4 separate regions of the Homo sapiens genome follow, and all the other regions are linked to region 3. A link is an interaction called in ENCODE POLR2A ChIA-PET data of the cell type or tissue named here. Cell type or tissue: Caco-2. All regions are shown on one strand. Region 1 overlaps RPS6KA4 (ribosomal protein S6 kinase A4). Region 2 overlaps SLC22A11 (solute carrier family 22 member 11). Region 3 holds the start of TRMT112 (tRNA methyltransferase activator subunit 11-2). Region 4 has its middle 11 kb from the start of LINC02723.

Region 1 (5,000 bases), 56 kb after region 3:
ATGATGCTGTCGGGGCAGGTCCCCTTCCAGGGGGCCTCTGGCCAGGGCGGGCAGAGCCAGGCGGCCGAGATCATGTGCAAAATCCGCGAGGGGCGCTTCTCCCTTGACGGGGAGGCCTGGCAGGGTGTATCCGAGGAAGCCAAGGAGCTGGTCCGAGGTGCGGAGCTGGAGGTCATAGACCATGGTTGGGGAGGGGGACGCTGGGACAGGGATGGTCACTGGGCCAGGTGTCCTGGTTGGGGATGGGTAGGGGAGGAGAGTGGGGCTGTTACGATCTCTTTGGGGCTCAGCCTTTACGCCAGGCTCCTCCCCACACTTCCTTGCCCCGCCTCCAGGGCTCCTGACCGTGGACCCCGCCAAGCGGCTGAAGCTCGAGGGACTGCGGGGCAGCTCGTGGCTGCAGGACGGCAGCGCGCGCTCCTCGCCCCCGCTCCGGACGCCCGACGTGCTCGAGTCCTCTGGGCCCGCAGTGCGCTCGGGTCTCAACGCCACCTTCATGGTAAGGGGCAGGGTCTGTTGAAGGGAAGGGGTGGGCGAAGCCTCGAGAGGTGGGGTCTGGGGAGGCCCGGCCATCGGAGCACAGAAAGGCGAGGTGAGGCCGGGCGCGGTGGCTCACGCCTGTAATCCCAGCGCTTTGGGAGGCCGAGGCGGGCGGATCACGAGGTCAGGGGTTCGAGACCAGCCTGAACAACATGGTGAAACCCCGTCTCTTCTAAAAAGAGAAAAATTAGCCGGGTGTGGTGGCGCGCGCCTGTAATCCCAGCTACTCAGGAGGCTGAGGCAGGAGAATCTCTTGAACCCAGGAGGCGGAGGTTGCAGTGAGCTGAGATTGCACCACTGCACTCCAGCCTGGGCGACAGAGGGAGACTCCGTCAAAAAAAAAAAAAAAAAAAAAAAAAGGGAGGTGAACCGAATCCGGTGGTCGGTCTGGAGGCCAAGGCCCTGTCGGCCTTGACCTAGGCGGCTGGAGGCAAGGTCTGGGAATGGAGGTCAAACTAGATCTGGAAGCCGGGGTCAGGCGGGGGTGGGGGCACTCACCCTTTCCTTTCTGCCAGGCATTCAACCGGGGCAAGCGGGAGGGCTTCTTCCTGAAGAGCGTGGAGAATGCACCCCTGGCCAAGCGGCGGAAGCAGAAGCTGCGGAGCGCCACCGCCTCCCGCCGGGGCTCCCCTGCACCAGCCAACCCGGGCCGAGCCCCCGTCGCCTCCAAAGGGGCCCCCCGCCGAGCCAACGGCCCCCTGCCCCCCTCCTAATCCCCACCACTGTGACCCCCTTCCCTCATAGGGGCTGTGACCTGGGAGCCCGGCTCACTCCCGGAGGCCTCTGCCTGCGGCTGACCTGATCCCCAAGGGACTGTCCTTTCCTCTCCTACCCCACCCCACTCCCAGACAGAGCAGAAGTATTTTTATAAGCAGAGAATTTTTTATGTCTTACCAGATAGAGTTGCAGGGAAGGGGGGGCCTGCTGGGGAGTGGGGTTTGGGGGGCCCTCTCCCAGGACACTGCCTCTTCTGGGCAGAAGGCCCCTCCAGGGGGACTGCTCCAACAGGAAAGAGCCCCTCCCCCACTTCTAAGCACTGAGTTAGGAGTGCTAACTCCTAAACTGGGACCCCCTACCCTGTTCTCCCCTGAGGCCCCGTTCCTGGGAGGGGCACCCCTCAACTGTCACTTTATGGACTGTCTGTGCAATTACGTCCACCAAAGACCCGTGTTGGGGGTACTGAAGGAGAGGCCCTGGGGGACCCTCTGAAGCATTTCTGCCTCACTTTATGTCATCTGCTTCTCCCCTGTTGGGGCTAAGGAAGGAGATAGGTGGCTCCTAAAAGAGGAGGCCATCTTCTCACCCACCCCTTCCTCTTTGGCACAGCTACTCCTGGCTGGGGGTGGGGCCTTGGGGGTCTGGGCTGGGCATCCATGGTCACTGCCTCAGCCCAGCCAGGCTGTGCCTTTGACTTTAAAATAAAAGTCCACCCAGTGCTGTGTGTGGCATCTGCGTGTCCTCGTTCGTGTTGTGGGTGTCTAGAGCAGAGATTCTGGGCAGACAGGCTGCTAGCCCGTGGAGTTTGGAACCTCAGTGGGGAGGGACAGGCAGACTCTTCTGGGCAAGAAGATATTCTTTGTTCCTTGACTTTTGCTATGAGCAGGAGGGCGCAACTCTCATCCTGGGTGTATATCCGGACAGCTCTGCTGGGTATCATTTAGGATATTCTTGGTTGTAAATACAGCTGCTGCTTGACTTAGGGTGGACCTACATCCCGATAAACCCAACCTGAATAGAAAATGCTGAAAGCCGAAAATACATTTAATGTCTGCAACACAGCAGACGGTGCCTGACTTAGGATTGTTTGATTTACCGGCTTTCAGCTTTACCATGGTGCCAAAGCGATAGGCTTTCAGTAGAAAACATAAATAAATGGTAAGGAGCTTCCTGACTTACGATGGGATTACCCATCGTAGGTCGGAAAATTCGTGTCAAGCATAAGTCAGTCGGGGACTGTCTGTAAGAGAAAACCCAACCCAAACTTGCTTAAGCAAAACACAGGGTTTTGGGGGGCTCTTGGAACTATGCAGCTTCTCGATAGCTTCAGGCAAGACCTAATCCAGACTGAAGCACATGATCAGGACTCAGCTGCCGAGTCTGCCGAGTCTGCCGAGCTTTTTATTGTTTTCTTGGCGGTGGTCCAGTCTGGAGGACTCTCCTTATGGACCCAAGACGGGTGCCAGGCGCTCCAGGGACTCCAGATGGAAATATGGAGATGGAAATGGTTTCACGGTTCCCAAGGGAAGTCCTGAGATGTGCTCTGACTGGAGCCACTGAGGTCATGTGCCCACACTGAACCAATCACTGTGGCCAGGGAGGCAGTGTGCTGATTGGCTTAGGTCTGGACCATGGCCTCCCCTCTGGAGGCTCATTGGGTGGAGAGTAGGGGAGGGGTGGGCCCTTGACGGAGGTTACTTGAACCCGGCTGGGTGGTCAGTGAAGGTGGGAGTGAGTGGATCAGCCCCATTCATTAGGGCCCTCACTGGGATCAGAGCTTGGTTCCCCTCAGGGAGTGTCTGAGACTCCTCCCTGTGTGATCCCTGCGGGGTGTGTGTGTGTGTGGCCATAGGGCGGTTGTGGCCTGAGCACTTTTGCCAGCACCGCAGGTAGGTTCTTTTGTCCACACATGGGGATGTCCTGACAGCTCCCGCCCCAGGGTCTGCCTGAACCCCACCCTGGGCCGCCTCCCCATCGTTTCTCTCCCTGTGGCTACCCTGTGAGACCATCTCATGTGGACCTTCCCCTCCTGTCCCCGGGAGGCCTGGGGATCTGGGCTGGGACCCAGAGGTGCCCAGGTGAGGCGAATCAGGCAGTCCTTGTGGGCAGGTGGGGCTCCGGGGGAGTGGAAAGGGTATGCGGGCGCCAGCTGTGTCCCATCCTGGTGGTCTGAAAGAACAGGAAGGGGCCCAGGACAAGGGGCCCTCAGGAGAAGGGAAGAAATTCTGAGGCTCTAATTCTGACTCCTGTGTTACCAGCTGTGTGACTTTAGCAAGTCACCTAACAGCCCCAACCTCCCCTATTTGTCGAAAAGAGGAACTAGAGAATTAACAGATTTAAGAGTATGGTCACTCAGTCACCAGGAATTTATTGAGATTTACTGACCTTTTCCAATGTGTAGGGACCCTCCTGAGCACTCTAGGCGGGAATCTCATTGAAGGAGATGAAAGGGTCCCATTTCATCAGATACTCACAAGCACTGAGTATTACCATTTCAAAACCTTTTCTAATTGAGTGGATGCAAAATAGTCTCTCATCTTCAATTTCTTCACCTCTCATTCCATGTAACTCACAGCCACCCTATGAAAGAGGTATCCTTAGCCTCATTTCTTCCTATTAATTAATTAATTTAACTTTTATTTTAAAAAGAGATTTTTTTTTTTTTGAGACGGAGTCTGGCTCTGTTGTCCAAGGCTGGAGTGCAGGGGTGCGATCTCAGCTCACTGCAACCTCTGCCTCCTGGGTTCCAGTGATTCTCCTGCCTCAGCCTCCCGAGTAGCTGGGATTACAGGCGCCTGCCACCACACCCGGCTAATTTTGTATTTTTAGTAGAGAAGAGGTTTCACCATGTTGGGCAGGCTGGTCTCGAACTCCTGACCTCAGGTGATCCGCCCGCCTCGGCCTCCCAAAGTGCTGGGATTACAGGTGTGAGCCGCTGCACCTGGCCTAATTTAGCTTTTAGAGATGGGGTCTTGCTCTGTTGCCCAGGCTGGAGTGCAGTGGTGCCATCGTAGCTCACTGCAGCCTCAAACTCTTGGGCTCAAGCGATCCTTCTGCTTCAGCCTCCGGAGTACTTAGCCTCATTTCAGGGGTGAAGAAACGGTTCAGAGGATGCAGTAACCCAGAGAAGGGAGGATGCTGGGTGGAAAGAGCAGGGACTTAGAGGAATGAGCCAGCCTTGGTTTGAATCCTGCCTCTTCTCTGTGTGGTCAAGGAGCCTGCGGGTGGGAGATAGATGTGATTGAGCTGCAGGCTGGCCAGGGTGTAAAGCGGCAGAGTGGAAGGGGACACGGTGGGCACAGGCAGGGAAGTAGGGAGGCCAGAGGCCAATGCTCAAGGTCTTAGGTCTGGCCCCCTGCTTCTATACCTTGACTTTGGCTGCTGACTAGCCTTACCTAACATGGAGGCTGGCTCTTCCAGGGGAGCCAGGAGAGGTCACCCTCCTACACTGGGCTTCTGTTTCCACTCTTCAAATGTCCTCAGTGAACAGGCTTGGGCTTCCTGCTCTGATAAAATGTTGGCGCCCCAAGAGGGTCCGACAGCCCTGTAAACCTCTGGCTCCCTCCAAGTCGCTGTTAACTTTTTTTTTTTTTTTTTGGAGACGGAGTTTTGCTCTGGTTGCCCAGGCTGGAGTGTAGTGGTGTGATCTTAGCTCACCGCAACCTCTGCCTCCTGGGTTGAATCAATTCTCCTGCCTCAGCCTCTCGAGTAGCTGGGATTACAGGCATGCGTCTCCATGCCCG
Region 2 (5,000 bases), 250 kb after region 3:
CAAGCACTTCAGGAGCTCAGAAAGGTGGCCAGGATAAATGGCCACAAGGAGGCCAAGAACCTGACCATAGAGGTGAGATGCTGCTGTCTGCGAGACTTGACCTGGGACAGGACGTGCACTGAGGGATCATCCGTGTGGCCTCCAACAGCACCACCCACTCCAGCACCACCTCCACCAGCACCACCACCAGCATCTCCACAGACACCACCAACACCTCCATCACCACCTCCACACAGACACCACCACCACCACCACCAATCCCGATACCATCACCAACAGCACCACCACTGTCCACACCCACCATCACCTTCACTGCCATCACTCCATCACCACCAGCACCACCAATACCATCACTAACCCCACAGCCACCATCTCTGCAAAACATCTCCACCACCTTCACCACCATCGTCACCATCGGTAACAGCACCATCATTATCAACAGCACCCACACCGTCACCTCCATCACCCACCACCTCCACCTGCATGTAGCACGCACCCACCTCATGGGGGTTCTCGATGTGTCTGGGGAAACAGAATGTGTTTATTTGAAGGTAGCTGCTTTCAGGAAACAGGCGCTGCCAGAGATTAGAGTGAAGATGGGGTCGGAGGATAAGGGAAGGCTTCCAGAAGGAGGCAAGCTAGAGCTGAGAGGACCAGGGCTGAGTCAAACCTGCAGAAGAGCCAGGGCCTGGAGAGAACCTTTTCTGCCCCATCCCCTCCCCTTCCCCTAGGGATCCAGCTTCCAGAGGCCGAGGCCCAGGACAGGCTCCCCGTCACTCTGGCCACTTGGACACTGTTCTCTGGCACAGGGGGTGGGGCAGGGCCATTGCCCTACCATTCACGGTGCCCCCATTCTCCCCGGAAGGTGCTGATGTCCAGCGTGAAGGAGGAGGTGGCCTCTGCAAAGGAGCCGCGGTCGGTGCTGGACCTGTTCTGCGTGCCCGTGCTCCGCTGGAGGAGCTGCGCCATGCTGGTGGTGAAGTACGCCGTCCTGGTGTCCCTCCCCAAGGCAGGGCTGGGACAGGCAGGAGGCAGAGCTGGGACAGGCAGGAGGCAGAGCGTCCAGGGGAAACAGCACCCGCAGGCCTCAAGGGGGTGCATTTCTGTCTGGGACAGGACGCAGACAGCCCCAGCAGGCAGGAGTCCTGGCAGGCAGCAGAGAGGGACTATGCACAGGTGGGATCTGGAGGCTGCCATCTGCAGGAAGCCAGAGGAAAAGGCAGCTCTAGGCTGGGGGTCCCAGGGTCCCAGGGAGGTCCCAAGACAGAGGCAGAGCCAGGGTCCCTAGAGCCAGGGGACCAGCCACGGCCGAGGAGTACCACTGTGTGTCATCGTTAGAGACTTACCACTTTCCTAGAGACCATGGCCATGCTCCTAGAGGGTGAACCTGCATTCGCTGACCCCTCCATGCAACCCCACTTCACTGATGGGGAAAGAGGATCCCAGAGGGGTAAGGAACAAGCCCAAAATAATAGAGCCTGCATTGGAACCGGGCTGAGCTAACACTTGGCTTACCGGCACTGTCACTGCCAGGGCCCGCGCGACCAGACCCTGGCCCTCCCCGGGACCCAAGGTCATCTGGGCCCAGGAAAAGGCCCTTAAAACAAATTCAGTTCCGGTGACATCCAAAAGAGCATATTAAAAAGCAAGGACCAGTCAGGCGCGGTGGCTCAAGCCTGTAATCCCTCACTTTGGGAGGCTGAGGCAGGAGGATCGCTTGAGCCCAGGAGTTCAAGACCAGCCTGGGTAACATAGTAAGACCCTCTCATCGCTACTAAAAATCAAAAAATGAGGCAGGAGGATCACTGGAGCCCAGGAGATAGAGGCTGCACTGAGCTGAGATTGTGCTACTGCACTCCAGCCTGGGCGACAGGGCAAGATTCCGTCAAAGGAAAAAAAAAAAAACCTAAGGACCTGGTTTGATTGGGACTTTTATCTTGAAATAAAACTGAAGTTTAGGAAAACGTTTCTTTTATGCTATATTTAACCACATATGGGTTATGATGGCAAATACTTGCTACATCTTAGAACAAAGATAGATCAAATGCCTTTTTTAAAAAACTTCAATTTTTTTCTGATAAATCAGAAGGAGTGCTCTCACTGCAAACACCCGGGACCAGTTTTTTTTTTTAAAAAAAAAAAAAACCTTCCAGGATTCCTCAGTTCTCCCAGGGGCCGGCTCTGCAACCTTTGTTATTCAAATCAGAGGCTTTGAAGCTGGTGACCTTGTGGGTTTTCCTGTCTTGTTAACCCAGTTGTTATCTGTCCAAGGCTCCAGTGTCGGCCGCTTTGAGCACCAGCCCAGTGACTCTCACGTCACTCACATAAACTTCATGAAACACCGCGGCTTGTGCGATTTTACTCTGATGTTGTTGGGCTGGTGTTGTCCGATGTTTATTGGGTGATGCAATCAGGTGACGCCTAAGGGGAGGGCTGGGAGGAGCATCTGGGTTAAGCAGGGAGAGCACAGATTTTAAACGTGGCCGAGAAGAATTTTACCTTGCAGCCAGTTGTGGATCCAAATCCCATCTCCAAACCATGAGAATTTAAATACCGTAAATTCAGCTACTCGTGAGCCAGTGGGGTGGGGGAGTGGGCAGAAAGCAGACCCTGAGATGGAGAAGGGAAGGCAAGGGGAGATGCAGCCACAGCCTGGGCCCAGCCCAGCCCCTGGGAGCGTGGGAGCTGGGGCCTTTCTGGGTGGTCCCTCTGCCCCATGAACCAGTCACAGGCTGCTCTCCCCAGAGAAGGGGCAGCACTCCCAGGGGCTGGGGGACAGGCTCTCCATCCTGAATGTGGTCTGGGCAATGCAGCCCAGGGTCTCCCGAGAGGCCCTGTCCTGCCATGATTCCCATCTTCCAAGAGAAAGGCACAGTGTGACTGGTTATCAGAATCAAAGCCAGAGAGGGCTAGTCCGGAAGTGAGGGGCAGCTCAGAGGCCCCCGAGGGCAGACTTGGTCCCAGCCAGAGAGGCAACGCCCCAGCGCATCGCTGCCCCTGACACAAAGCCTGTGTGTGAAGGGATGGTGGAGCCACCCTGCCTGCCCTTTCCTGGAAGAGCCTGACGCTGGGGTTGTGTCCTGAGTTTGGCAGGCTTCTGGGATCGCTGGCCGAGACAAGCCCAGGATTGTCCTCCGGGGTTGGCCATGTCCTCCCAGGCAGCTCCTGGTGGGAGGTGCTGTTGCTGTTGGGGTGCCCTCTCCCCGGCAGGGCAGGGACCTGACTTCCAGCCTTGCCCGCAGTTTCTCTCTATTGATCTCCTACTATGGGCTGGTCTTCGACCTGCAGAGCCTGGGCCGTGACATCTTCCTCCTCCAGGCCCTCTTCGGGGCCGTGGACTTCCTGGGCCGGGCCACCACTGCCCTCTTGCTCAGTTTCCTTGGCCGCCGCACCATCCAGGCGGGTTCCCAGGCCATGGCCGGCCTCGCCATTCTAGCCAACATGCTGGTGCCGCAAGGTGAGGCAGGCGGACTGGGCGGTGGGACCGGGCCCTGCTTCCCCGCCCACCCCACTGCTCTGAGCGTGGGGCCACATCCCCTCCCTGGCCCCAGGAGCTGCCTCCCTGTTTTCTTTCTGAATGAGGGAGGCTATGAGGACCTGGAATCCCTCTCTGTGTCTCCTTTTATTGCTGAGGGTGGGAGACTGGGGGAAAGGGACAGGGCGGCACGTCGTGCGGTGGCGGCAGAGCCGGGAGGAAGGCAGGAGGCTGCCTTGCGGCTGGCAGAAGGCCTGAGCGGGGACGGAGGCGGCCGGGGCCCTGCAGGCTGCAGCGAGAGCCCAAGCTCTGAGCGCGAGCAGCTGCGAGGAAACTGACAACGGCGAGCACCTCCCAGCAGTTCAGGCACCTCCACGGAGCAACGCGTTGGGGAGGCCAGGCCTGCGGCCAAAAGGGGGCCCGGACCTCCGCCTCCAGGCCAGGGCTTCTGCCATCCCCACACAGGCAGGCTGGCGGGCAGCAGGAAGGCTGCTGTGGACCGGGCCCGGCGCTCTCTCCGTCATAGCAAGAGGCATCTCGGGACCCTAGGAGCCGCGGTGGGGGGCATTCTTTCAGTGCAGCCTCCACGGCCGGCCAGGCTCAGCTACCCTAGACCTGGCTGGGTTTCTGCCTGTGCCCCTCGGGCCCCTGCCGCGATATCGCATCCTATGCTCTGTCCCCCAACCCCAGCCCTGGGCAGCCCCGCACCAAGCCAGCAGGGCCGGGGACTTGTAGGGAGCCCAGGGTCCCCTCTGCTCCAGGCTGGCTGGCCGCACACTGACTAGCCCCTGGGTACCCTCCAGGGCAAACCCCACTCTCACCCCCTTCCTGTACCCAGATTTGCAGACCCTGCGTGTGGTCTTTGCTGTGCTGGGAAAGGGATGTTTTGGGATAAGCCTAACCTGCCTCACCATCTACAAGGCTGAACTCTTTCCAACGCCAGTGCGGTAAGCTGGGCTGCAGGCCATGCCCCAGGGCCAGCAGGGCCGTCCTGAGAGGGCGGTGGGAAGGGAAAGAAGGGTCTGGCAGCCAGGGAAATGCAGCCAGGGCCGCTCAGGGTCCCCCCCAGGACAGCTCTTCCCCTTGAGAGTCTCGACCCAGACAGAAGCAGTACAGTAGAGCCCTGGGGACATCTGGGCCTGTGTTTTCACACCATTTTGAGCCACAGAGTCATCTGTCCAGATGGAATCTTATAAGAATCCTGATTAGGAGACCAAGAGCTGCCCTGGTAGCAGTGGGGACCCTCAACTCACTTCCCACCACTCCTTCCCTGCCCCAAGAGAGCCCCAAGTCACCTCCTTGGAGCCCAAGGGCATCATAAAACACAAATGGAAAACCAGTGGTCTAGAGTCTAGGCCACCCCCACATTTGATATTTGGGTAAACTGAGGCTCGGGGTGAAGGACTGGCTCAGCAGAAGGGTAGGACTGGACTCCAGCTCTCCAGACTTTTAGCCCAATGTTCTTTCCACCACTCACTCATTTCTCCATATTTTAATTTGTTGTTTGGACAAGCATTTATTGATT
Region 3 (5,000 bases):
GGGACGATTTTCCAACACTCACAGCCTGTCCACAAACACACGGGCTTTCCCTGGGAGACAGTTAGCGCTCTTCCCTGGAGGGAAGTCACTGGACAGCTGCTACTGAGGAAGGCCACAGGGGGAGCCACTGTGGGAAGATGCTTGACCCCTGAGGCCTGACAGATTCGAGTGCTCCTGACTCTTGTCCTCTAATTGTCACAGCAGCCCCAGTGAATGCACTGGTGTCTCATCTGCTGGTGGTTGAGCCTGAGAAGCTCTATGCCATGCCTGACCCCGCAGGCCCTGATGGGCACCTCCCAGCCGTGGCTACCCTCTGTGACCTCTTTGACCGAGAGATTGTGGTCACCATCAGCTGGGCCAAGAGCATCCCAGGTAAAGGGCCCAGGTGACCCGGGGCTGCCCTGAACGGGCCCGGCTCTGGTGCGCTTGCTCAGCCAGGCCCGCTCCCCGCTGCCCCCTAGGCTTCTCATCGCTGTCGCTGTCTGACCAGATGTCAGTACTGCAGAGCGTGTGGATGGAGGTGCTGGTGCTGGGTGTGGCCCAGCGCTCACTGCCACTGCAGGATGAGCTGGCCTTCGCTGAGGACTTAGTCCTGGATGAAGAGGGGGCACGGGCAGCTGGCCTGGGGGAACTGGGGGCTGCCCTGCTGCAACTAGTGCGGCGGCTGCAGGCCCTGCGGCTGGAGCGAGAGGAGTATGTTCTACTAAAGGCCTTGGCCCTTGCCAATTCAGGTGAGTCTGGGGCAGGCACTGACAGGTGAGGTGTCTCCGTAAGGTCTTCAGGTTAACTCAGTGACGGTAGCACAGCCCCATTTTGCAGATAACGAAAACTGAGGCTTAGGGAAGAACAATGACTTGCTAGAAGTCAAAAAGCAAGCCAAGTGCAGGCTCCAAACTGCACACAGGATTTTGAGCCCTAGTGCCACACTAATGCAGAAAGGTCATTTAGTGGGAGGGAAGGTGGGGAGGGTACAAGGTGGCCACAGTTGAGGGAGAGAGGGTGGGGTCCTGGCCCACGAGCCGCAGCAATGAGTGGTGCCTCTCAGTCAGCCAATCAACAAATCCTCGTTTGGCTCTTCCTTAGGCCCCATCCAGCAGTGCTCAAGATACGGGGAGTGCCCTTGCCAGAGATAGCCCAGGCCAACACCACATTCCTCTCTTCTTGCAGACTCTGTGCACATCGAAGATGCCGAGGCTGTGGAGCAGCTGCGAGAAGCTCTGCACGAGGCCCTGCTGGAGTATGAAGCCGGCCGGGCTGGCCCCGGAGGGGGTGCTGAGCGGCGGCGGGCGGGCAGGCTGCTGCTCACGCTACCGCTCCTCCGCCAGACAGCGGGCAAAGTGCTGGCCCATTTCTATGGGGTGAAGCTGGAGGGCAAGGTGCCCATGCACAAGCTGTTCTTGGAGATGCTCGAGGCCATGATGGACTGAGGCAAGGGGTGGGACTGGTGGGGGTTCTGGCAGGACCTGCCTAGCATGGGGTCAGCCCCAAGGGCTGGGGCGGAGCTGGGGTCTGGGCAGTGCCACAGCCTGCTGGCAGGGCCAGGGCAATGCCATCAGCCCCTGGGAACAGGCCCCACGCCCTCTCCTCCCCCTCCTAGGGGGTGTCAGAAGCTGGGAACGTGTGTCCAGGCTCTGGGCACAGTGCTGCCCCTTGCAAGCCATAACGTGCCCCCAGAGTGTAGGGGGCCTTGCGGAAGCCATAGGGGGCTGCACGGGATGCGTGGGAGGCAGAAACCTATCTCAGGGAGGGAAGGGGATGGAGGCCAGAGTCTCCCAGTGGGTGATGCTTTTGCTGCTGCTTAATCCTACCCCCTCTTCAAAGCAGAGTGGGACTTGGAGAGCAAAGGCCCATGCCCCCTTCGCTCCTCCTCTCATCATTTGCATTGGGCATTAGTGTCCCCCCTTGAAGCAATAACTCCAAGCAGACTCCAGCCCCTGGACCCCTGGGGTGGCCAGGGCTTCCCCATCAGCTCCCAACGAGCCTCCTCAGGGGGTAGGAGAGCACTGCCTCTATGCCCTGCAGAGCAATAACACTATATTTATTTTTGGGTTTGGCCAGGGAGGCGCAGGGACATGGGGCAAGCCAGGGCCCAGAGCCCTTGGCTGTACAGAGACTCTATTTTAATGTATATTTGCTGCAAAGAGAAACCGCTTTTGGTTTTAAACCTTTAATGAGAAAAAAATATATAATACCGAGCTCAAAAACACTGTGTTTGGTGTCATTGGGTCAAGGGTTGGGGATACACACGGCAGAATTCGGAAACAGGGTATAGATCAACAAAAATACACAGTCATAACAAGAAAAACTGGCGCCTGGCACAATCAACTCTCAGTTTCCTCTTCACTCAGCAGCATGTTGGGGATCCCGCGGCTGATGGGGAACATACGTCCAGATTCCGGGCACTGCAGGGTGCCCTCTATCACTTCCACCTGCGGGCAGGGAGGGACAGAGCTGAGCACTGGCAGCCTCAGTGCGGGAGGCAGGTGGCCCGGGAAGCAAGTGATGGGCCGCTTCTCACCTCCAGCAGCAGGTGGTGCATGGTCCTCAGAAACTCCTCATTCTCCTCATATCCCTCAACCGGCCCTTTCGGCACCTGGATCAGACGCAACTGTGGGCAAGAGGCCAAAATTATCTCCGGGCATCCCGAACTCCCGCCTCAGCCCGGCTGAGGTGTGCCCGCCCCGCATTCCCCGGGATATGCTGGGGCGGGGTAAGGATCCTCACGTTATCGGCCGCCTCCAGGAACGCCGACCACTCCACTTTAGGTATCATACGCGCCACGAAGTTGGGGTTGAATTCCACAGGGCAGATACGGACCTCGGTGGCCTGCAGGGCGGAGGAGTTTAGGCAAGCACTGGACCCCGGCCCACCATCCCGCCCGAAAAGGGAAGACTGCCGCCGGCGGGTACCTGGAGGCGCAGGGGGAAGCCACGGGACCCCACCCCCCGCACATGCGAGCTCAGCAGATTGTGGGTAAGCAGTTTCATGTCGCCGCACAAACTCTCGCCAGGCCGGAACCGGAAAAAGGTCGTCCTCCGCTGCCTCACTTCCGGGGATGCTCCTCTCGATGCTATTGGATAGCCAGGAGAACCGGAAGTGGCGAACTTGCTGGAACTTCTCGTGTTTGTGGGAGCTGAGGTAGGTAGGTGAAAGACCTGTCGGGTCACGCGCCGCTACCGGAAGCGTCTCAGCAGGAGGTTCCTACGGCGCACGCCCAGCTTTTTTTTGCCACAAATTCTTCGTAAGATGCAAATCATATGCAAAATAGCTGCAATGCAGGAGCTCTCGTTGAATGCAAAATAAACACATTTTACTCCTACACAGGCGCCTAACACCGTCGTCCTCTGTATCCCACTTTCGGTTAAGGGGCAGAAATACCGCCCTATCTGTAAATTAGGCCCATGGAAGCCGAGCCGCACCTCATTCCTATATGCAAATTAGCTGCTCCAGTGCCGAAAGCTCCGCCCCATTTGTAGTTGCGTCGGCTGTCCAGCACCCAGTGCAAACGAGGCGTGGGTCCCGGAAGCTCTGTTCTGCGGGTGGCCGCTCGCGCCTGCGCAGTGGAGGCGGCCCAGGCCCGCCTTCCGCAGGGTGTCGCCGCTGTGCCGCTAGCGGTGCCCCGCCTGCTGCGGTGGCACCAGCCAGGAGGCGGAGTGGAAGTGGCCGTGGGGCGGGTATGGGACTAGCTGGCGTGTGCGCCCTGAGACGCTCAGCGGGCTATATACTCGTCGGTGGGGCCGGCGGTCAGTCTGCGGCAGCGGCAGCAAGACGGTACAGTGAAGGAGAGTGGGCGTCTGGCGGGGTCCGCAGTTTCAGCAGAGCCGCTGCAGCCATGGCCCCAATCAAGGTGACCGCTGGCCCGGCCGGGCCTGACATCCCCCACTACCCCCATGGCAATCCCCGTCCCGCTAGTCTGAGAGTATCGCTTTATTTCCTGCCTGCCAGACCCCTCCCCTCCGCCCGCCCGGCTCATCCCTTCAGAAGGCCCTCGTGGCTGCCCACCTTTCTCGCCAATCGTGGGGGCCTCACCTCCCGGGACAGTCCCGAGGCATTGTGTTTTTTGTTTTTTGTTTTTTTTTGAGACGGAGTCTTTCTGTGTCGCCCAGGCTGGAGTGCAGTGACGCAATCTCTGCTCACTGCAGCCTCCGCCTCCCGGGTTCAAGCGATTCTACTGCCTCAGCCTCCTGAGTAGCTGGGACTACAGATGCGAGCCACCACGCCCAGCTATTGTATTTTTAGTAGAGACGGGATTTCACCCCGTTGTTCAGATTGGTCTCGAACTCCTGACCTCAGGTGAACCCCCCCCGCCCCCCCCCGCCTCGGCTTCCCGAAGTGCTAGGATTACAGGTGTGAGACACCACTCCCGGCCTGATTTCCCCTATCTTCTGAAACAGCTGTCCCTTAGCGCCCCCGCGGGGGCTTACCCCATCCCACTCCATGACCTCCCCTCCCCCCATGGCGAATTCCCACCTTTCTGTCTTTCACTCACTTCCTGGAACCGTCCCCAGGGCCTTGGACCTTCCCCCTTCTCCTCCCAAACCTTGTGAGACCCCATTCCCTTTCTACTTCATCCTGCTCTCAACCTTTGGGCTCCTCAGAGGCCCTCACCTCTGACTCTCTCTCCCTACCCACTCTGGTCCCATGAAGCCCTCAAGTACTCTGGGGATGGATCCTTCCCCCTTCAAAAGATTCCTTCTTTTGTTCTACACCTCCTGGGTGTAGGGGCCTGGACACCCTCCCCCAACGTTCCACCTGCCGCTGCCCTTCCTCTTCCTCCTCCTGAGGGTGGGACCCTCAGACCTGGCCAAGATCCTCTCCCTCCATGTTGTCAGGGACTCCTCCTCACCCCCAAATACAGCCCTCTAGCCCCTGTCCATTTTATTCCACTCCTTTCCTGTAACCTAGACAGCATGTTATGCAACCCTTTGCGACACATGGGGAAACCTTCCCTCCCTTTCTCTGTTGTCACCAATGGCCCCTTAAGAGGAGCAGGGCCACCT
Region 4 (5,000 bases), 90 kb after region 3:
TAACATCACAGGGTCACCGTGAAATTCAGGGTCCAGCCTGTTCTGTGATTATCTTTCTGGACTCTTCTCACAACTGCCAAGTTTTCTGTAACCACTCCTGGGGTCTCCAGCTCCTTAAAGGAGGCCCCCCCACAATGAGAGCTTCAGGAGGAGGGAGGCTTTTGAGGAGCACCTGTCCTGGAATCTCCCGGGTGGGCCATTCCAGCTGACTCTGGAGGTGTTCTAGTTACCCCTGTTAGATTTCTCATCTCCAAGTCACCTCCCCAATCCAGTGACAATAAAAGAAGGCTTCCTTCTCCTAGTTCCTTCTGCCAGGGCACTTAGGAGGGTGGGATGGCAAAATTTCCCTTGCCCCCATTCCTACCTGCCTCCCCTGACCTCTAAGGGCCCAACTCTTCTCCTAAGGCAATTCCCCTCTTCCTCCAGTTCAGCCAGGATGACTTCCTTAATTTTTCAGTCACTTTCTTCTTCTTCTTTTTTTTTTTTTCTTTTTGAGACAAAGTCTCACTCTGTCGCCCAGGCTGGAGTGCAGTGGCGTGATCTGGGCTCACTGCAACCTCCACCTCCTGGGTTCAAGTGACTCTCGTGCCTCAGCCTCCCGAGTAGCTGGGATTACAGGCGCCTGCCACCACGCCCAGCTAATTTTTGTATTTTTAGTAGAGACAGGGTTTCACCATGTTGGCCAGGCTGGTATCAAACTCCTGACCTCAGGTGATCCTCCCACCTCAGCCTCCCAAAGTGCTGGGATTACAGGTGTGAGCCACCGCGCCGGGCCATTTTTCAGTCACTTTTTCCCAGCTCCTGTTCTGGCTGTAACATTTGTTTTTGAGCCAATTCCATTTCTGCTTGAGTCTGTATGCACAGCTAGTAGCTGGTGACAGCGTCCTGCAGGAATGCATTCACATCTCCTTCTTAGCTTTCGGGTTTACAATAATTACACTAATTTGCCTTTCAGAGACAAAAGAAGATAGCGGTTAAGAGGCAGAGTCCAGAGCCGGACTGCCTAGGTTAAAACTGTGGCCCCTTCCACCAACTAGCTGTGGGACCTTGGGCACATTATTTATTTATTTACTTTTTTTTTGAGACAGGGTTTTGCTCTGTCGCCCAGGCTAGAGTGCAGCAGCATCATCATAGCTCACTGCAGCCTTGACCTCCTGGGCTCAAGTGATTCTCCCACCTCAGCTTCCCAAGTAGCTGGAAATATAGGGGCACACCACCACGGTCAGCTAATTTTTTTTTTTGTAGACTCCCACTGCGGTCAGCTAATTTTTTTTTTTTTTTTTTTTTTTTTGTAGACAAGGAGTCTCAGCATGTTGCCCAGGCTGATCTTGAACTCCTAGGTTCAAGTGACCCTCCTGCCTTGGCCTCCCATAGTGCTGGGATTACAGGTGTGAGCCACCACACCTGGCCTGGGCACATTATTTAAGGTCTTCATGTCTCAGTCTCCTCATCGCAAAATGCATATAATAGATTACCCTATCTCAGAGGCAGGGTGTGAGGATTTGATGGGCTAACCCACAGAACGCTGAGAAATGTCCCCGTCACAAAGCAAGCACCCACTGAGTATTCACTGTGATCATTATTCTTGACTTCACCCCAAGAAGAAGACTCATTCCCCGGAAGGGAGTTGAATCAAATACACATTTAGCTTTTGCAGATTGTATTAAATGTAGCTGGTGGAAAAAGGAGAAAGAATCATTTACATATTGCTGAGCTCCTGTTGGAGGCAGGTCCCTCAATGGGCCTCCTGGAGTGGGCAGGAGAGGCCCCTCTGGGATGCAGCTCCCTAGCATGACCCCAGGGCCAGCGTGTCACAGCTGACTGCCAGTGGAGGATTTGCAGACCACGTTTTCCACATAGTGCAGCCTCAGTGCGAGCCAGCTGCAGCCCTGGAGGGAAGCCCAGCTGTGCCGGACTTCCTGAGAGATGAGGACTCCAAAATAGCATCTTCCAGAGGGATTTTTCGAGGGTCACTGATTCCACGTGATTTTTGCCTCCTGCTTTGGAATCTAACTCTGTGTAATGCCATGTATACAGCAGGGGCCCTGTGGAGTAAGGGGTTAACTCAACAGGCCTGGGCTGCCCAAACCCTGCACATTCCAAAGAGAGGACTGGCCCTTGCCTGGCCCCTGGGAGATAAGCTCTGCGCCCTTGGAATATCCTGCCTAACAGGAGTGTTTTTTTCACCTGGGGCCTTGGGCCACCTGAGACAGTTTATGCCAGCAATGTGATTTATGGCGAATGCCTGTTTTTTTTCGCCTGGGGCCCTGGGCCAGGCTGTATCAGTCTGCCTTAAGCTAGGGCTGGAGATGAAATAGTTAAGGTCAGTCACGTGGGTGCCACATGCCTCTATGACTGACCCCTAATAAGACTTGGGACATTAGGGCTTGGCTGAGCATCTCTGGTTGCAATATTTCGTATGTGTTGTCACACCTCTATGGACTGAATCTCTGTGTCCCCCTAAAATTCTTTTTTTTTTTTTTGAGATGGAGTTTTGCTCTTGTTGCCCAGGCTGGAGTGCAATGGTGCGATCTCAGCTCACCACAACCTCCATCTCTTGGGTTCAAGCGTTTCTCCTGCCTCAGCTTCCCGAGTAGCTGGGATTAACAGGCATGCGCCACCACACCTGGCTAATTTTGTATTTTTAGTAGAGACAGGGTTTCTCCATGTTGGCCATGCTGGTCCCGAACTCCCGACCTCAGGTGATCTGGCTGCCTCGGCCTCCCAAAGTGTTGGGATTACAGGCGTGGGCCACTGCATCTGGCCTGGCATCCTTTTTCTAAAGAGCTCCCCACCTCCATTCTATTAGGCTCAGGGGTCACAAAACCTAGCTCCACCCGGAATTCCTGGCCTCTGGAAGGGCCGGCTCAGGAGAAGGGCCCATGGGCTTCAGGGTAAATCCCGTCCCTGCCAAAGGTCAGAGTTGAACCCTTGGGGCTTTTGCAATTTAAACTCCAGGTTTGCTAAGCTGACTTAGAAATTGAGTGAGGAGGGAAAGCAAATTAATGAGCAAAATTCCGCAGTGGACTCCCAGGGCCTCGCGCCCCACAAAAGACCCACGCACCGAGCTTGGACTGGGTCTCAGCTCAGGGGCCTTCTGCGCTTGTGGAGTGTGAGCTCCTGGACAAGCCTTGACTCATCCTAAGATGAAACCCTTCCCCTGTGTGTGTCTGTGTGTGTGAGTCTATGTGTGGGAGTGTGTGTGTCTGTGTGTGTCTGTCTCTGTGTGTGTGTGAATGTGTGTGTCTCTGTGTCTGTGTGTGTGTGTCTGTGTTCATGTCTGTGTGTGTCTGTGTATATGTCTGTGTGTGTCTGTGTATATGTCTGTGTGTCTGTGTATGTGTGTGTGTGTCTGTGTCTATGTGTGTATGGGTGTGCCTGTGTGCCTGCGTATGTCTGTGTTTCTGTGTGTCTCTGTGTGTGTGTGTGTGTATGTCTGTGTGTGTTTTCCTAAATTCTTTGTTTTTCTGTCACTCCATCTGCTGTGGCACACCCTTCAATATCAGCTGGAATTGCGATAAAAGCCAGTCGCATCCTGCACAGGCTCAAGACCTGTAGGTGGCCAGAAACACTGATCCTTCCTCATAGTCCTCAGAGCCCCAAAAGCCAGTCCTTCCAAGGTTTGTTTTTGTTTTTTGAGATAGGATCTCGTTCAACAGAACAGCCCAGGCTGGAGTGCAGTGGTGGCAAGATCACGGCTCACTGCTGCCTCAACCTCCCAGCCTCAAGTGAGCCTCCCTCCTCAGCCTCCAAATAGCTAGGTGCACACCACCACACCAGGCTAATTTAAAAATTTTTTTGTAGAGTTAGGGTCTTGCCATGTTGCCCAGGCTGGTCTCGAACTCCTGGGCTGAAGTGATTCTCCCACCATGGCCTCCCAAAGTGTTGGGATTACAGGTGTGAGCCACCTCGCCTGGCCCCGATCTCTCCATATAAGGACACTCACCCCATCATGAGGGCTCTTCCAAGAGCTCCTAAAGGGCGTCTTGGTCATTGAATGAGAGTTACAGATAAAGATTCTTTGCTCGGCCAAACTTTAGTCAGGCTTCTGAATCTTCTGCTAGGCCCATCTGTGCACTTCCTTGTAAAATGCAGTTCTAGGCCAGGCGCGGTGGCTCACGCCTGTAATCCCAGCACTCTAAGAGGCTGAGGTGGGCGGATCACTTGAGGTCAGAAGTTCGAGACCAGCTTGCAACATGGTGAAACCCTGTCTCCACCAAAAAAATACAAAAGTTGGCTGGGCGTGGTGGTGCATGCCTGTAATCCCAGCTACTTGGGAGGCTGAGGCAGGAGAATCACTTGAACCCGGGAGATGGAGGTTGCAGTGAGCTGAGATCATGCCCCTGCACTTCAGCCTGGGCCACAGAGTGAGATTCCGTCTCAAAAAAAAAAAAAAAAAAATCCAGTTTTAGCGAAAGAACCCTGGCCTGTGTCAGCAAGAATCCTGTTAGGTCGGGTTAAGCAGAATCTCCCCTACCCCTTGGTAATTTTCCATCCACTGACCCCCACACTCCTTGGCCATAAATTCCTACTTGCCTGTGCTATATTCAGAGTGGAGCCTAATCTCTCTCCCCTACCGCAAGATCTTATTGTGGGGGTCCCTGTATCAATCTCCACGGTCCTGGATAAAGTTGGCTCGGCCATGCTTTACCAATGTCATGGAATAATTGTTTCTTTAACATTCACCAAGGCCTTCTTGGTCATTGCACCGACAGCTGGAGATCCGAGGTGTTGATCACTCAGCATCGCCTCCTCCACGGTCACCTGAGAACAGATTCCAGGACCCAGGGGAGGGTTGCGGCTAATGAGCAGAAGCTCGATGTCAGACTTCTGGATCATCGGACCCAGGGTCTCTGCCGGCCACTCTGAATTAAGCGCTCCTGTTCACAGGCAGATGGTGCAGACCGTGCCCCTGGGGCTCAGGCAGGTCCAGAGAGAGGAGAGAGCAGAGAGCAGGCCCCGGCCTTTTCTTGTAGTACTCTTGCCCCTCCGCCCCTCCG

Evidence for each region. Peaks named below come from ENCODE experiments on the same cell type or tissue, not always from the same donor. Only the 100,000 strongest peaks of a DNase experiment are listed, where the experiment ranks them.
Region 1: POLR2A ChIA-PET joins it to region 3 with 11 read pairs; 15 of 35 experiments call an interaction of 5 or more read pairs at or near these places.
Region 2: POLR2A ChIA-PET joins it to region 3 with 16 read pairs; 4 of 35 experiments call an interaction of 5 or more read pairs at or near these places.
Region 4: POLR2A ChIA-PET joins it to region 3 with 17 read pairs; 5 of 35 experiments call an interaction of 5 or more read pairs at or near these places.

Annotation. Positions count from the first base shown.
Region 1 is chr11:64,370,228-64,375,227 of GRCh38, forward strand. RPS6KA4 (ribosomal protein S6 kinase A4) reads left to right here. Exons shown (of 17, transcript NM_003942.3): 15 at 1-157; 16 at 336-499; 17 at 1,056-1,988. The coding sequence ends at 1,253. Among named protein-coding and RNA genes, the nearest start is that of MIR1237, 4.1 kb to the left of the region's middle. RefSeq lists enhancers at 2,751-2,800, 2,752-3,307, 3,308-3,861. In Caco-2, no CTCF peak of the experiment used is centred here; a DNase peak (open chromatin) is centred at 2,874; H3K4me3 peaks cover 1,360 bases.
Region 2 is chr11:64,564,357-64,569,356 of GRCh38, forward strand. SLC22A11 (solute carrier family 22 member 11) reads left to right here. Exons shown (of 10, transcript NM_018484.4): 5 at 1-72; 6 at 866-981; 7 at 3,243-3,457; 8 at 4,314-4,422. Among named protein-coding and RNA genes, the nearest start is that of SLC22A11, 11 kb to the left of the region's middle. RefSeq lists an enhancer at 458-1,427. In Caco-2, CTCF peaks have their summits at 1,082 and 1,285; DNase peaks (open chromatin) are centred at 1,115 and 2,325; H3K4me3 peaks cover 213 bases.
Region 3 is chr11:64,314,540-64,319,539 of GRCh38, forward strand. It overlaps ESRRA (estrogen related receptor alpha), which reads left to right. Exons shown (of 7, transcript NM_004451.5): 5 at 202-372; 6 at 462-731; 7 at 1,168-2,204. The coding sequence ends at 1,427. It overlaps TRMT112 (tRNA methyltransferase activator subunit 11-2), which reads right to left and starts at 3,020. Exons shown (of 4, transcript NM_016404.3): 1 at 2,910-3,020; 2 at 2,725-2,826; 3 at 2,519-2,608; 4 at 1,921-2,429. The coding sequence starts at 2,987. The coding sequence ends at 2,322. PRDX5 (peroxiredoxin 5) reads left to right here and starts at 3,582. Exons shown (of 6, transcript NM_012094.5): 1 at 3,582-3,847. The coding sequence starts at 3,677. RefSeq lists enhancers at 1,524-2,039, 3,197-3,396 and a silencer at 3,487-3,646. In Caco-2, a CTCF peak has its summit at 2,561; DNase peaks (open chromatin) are centred at 2,572, 3,112 and 3,522; H3K4me3 peaks cover 3,415 bases.
Region 4 is chr11:64,404,531-64,409,530 of GRCh38, forward strand. No RefSeq gene overlaps it. Among named protein-coding and RNA genes, the nearest start is that of LINC02723, 11 kb to the left of the region's middle. RefSeq lists an enhancer at 2,563-3,194. In Caco-2, no CTCF peak of the experiment used is centred here; DNase peaks (open chromatin) are centred at 870, 2,201 and 2,861.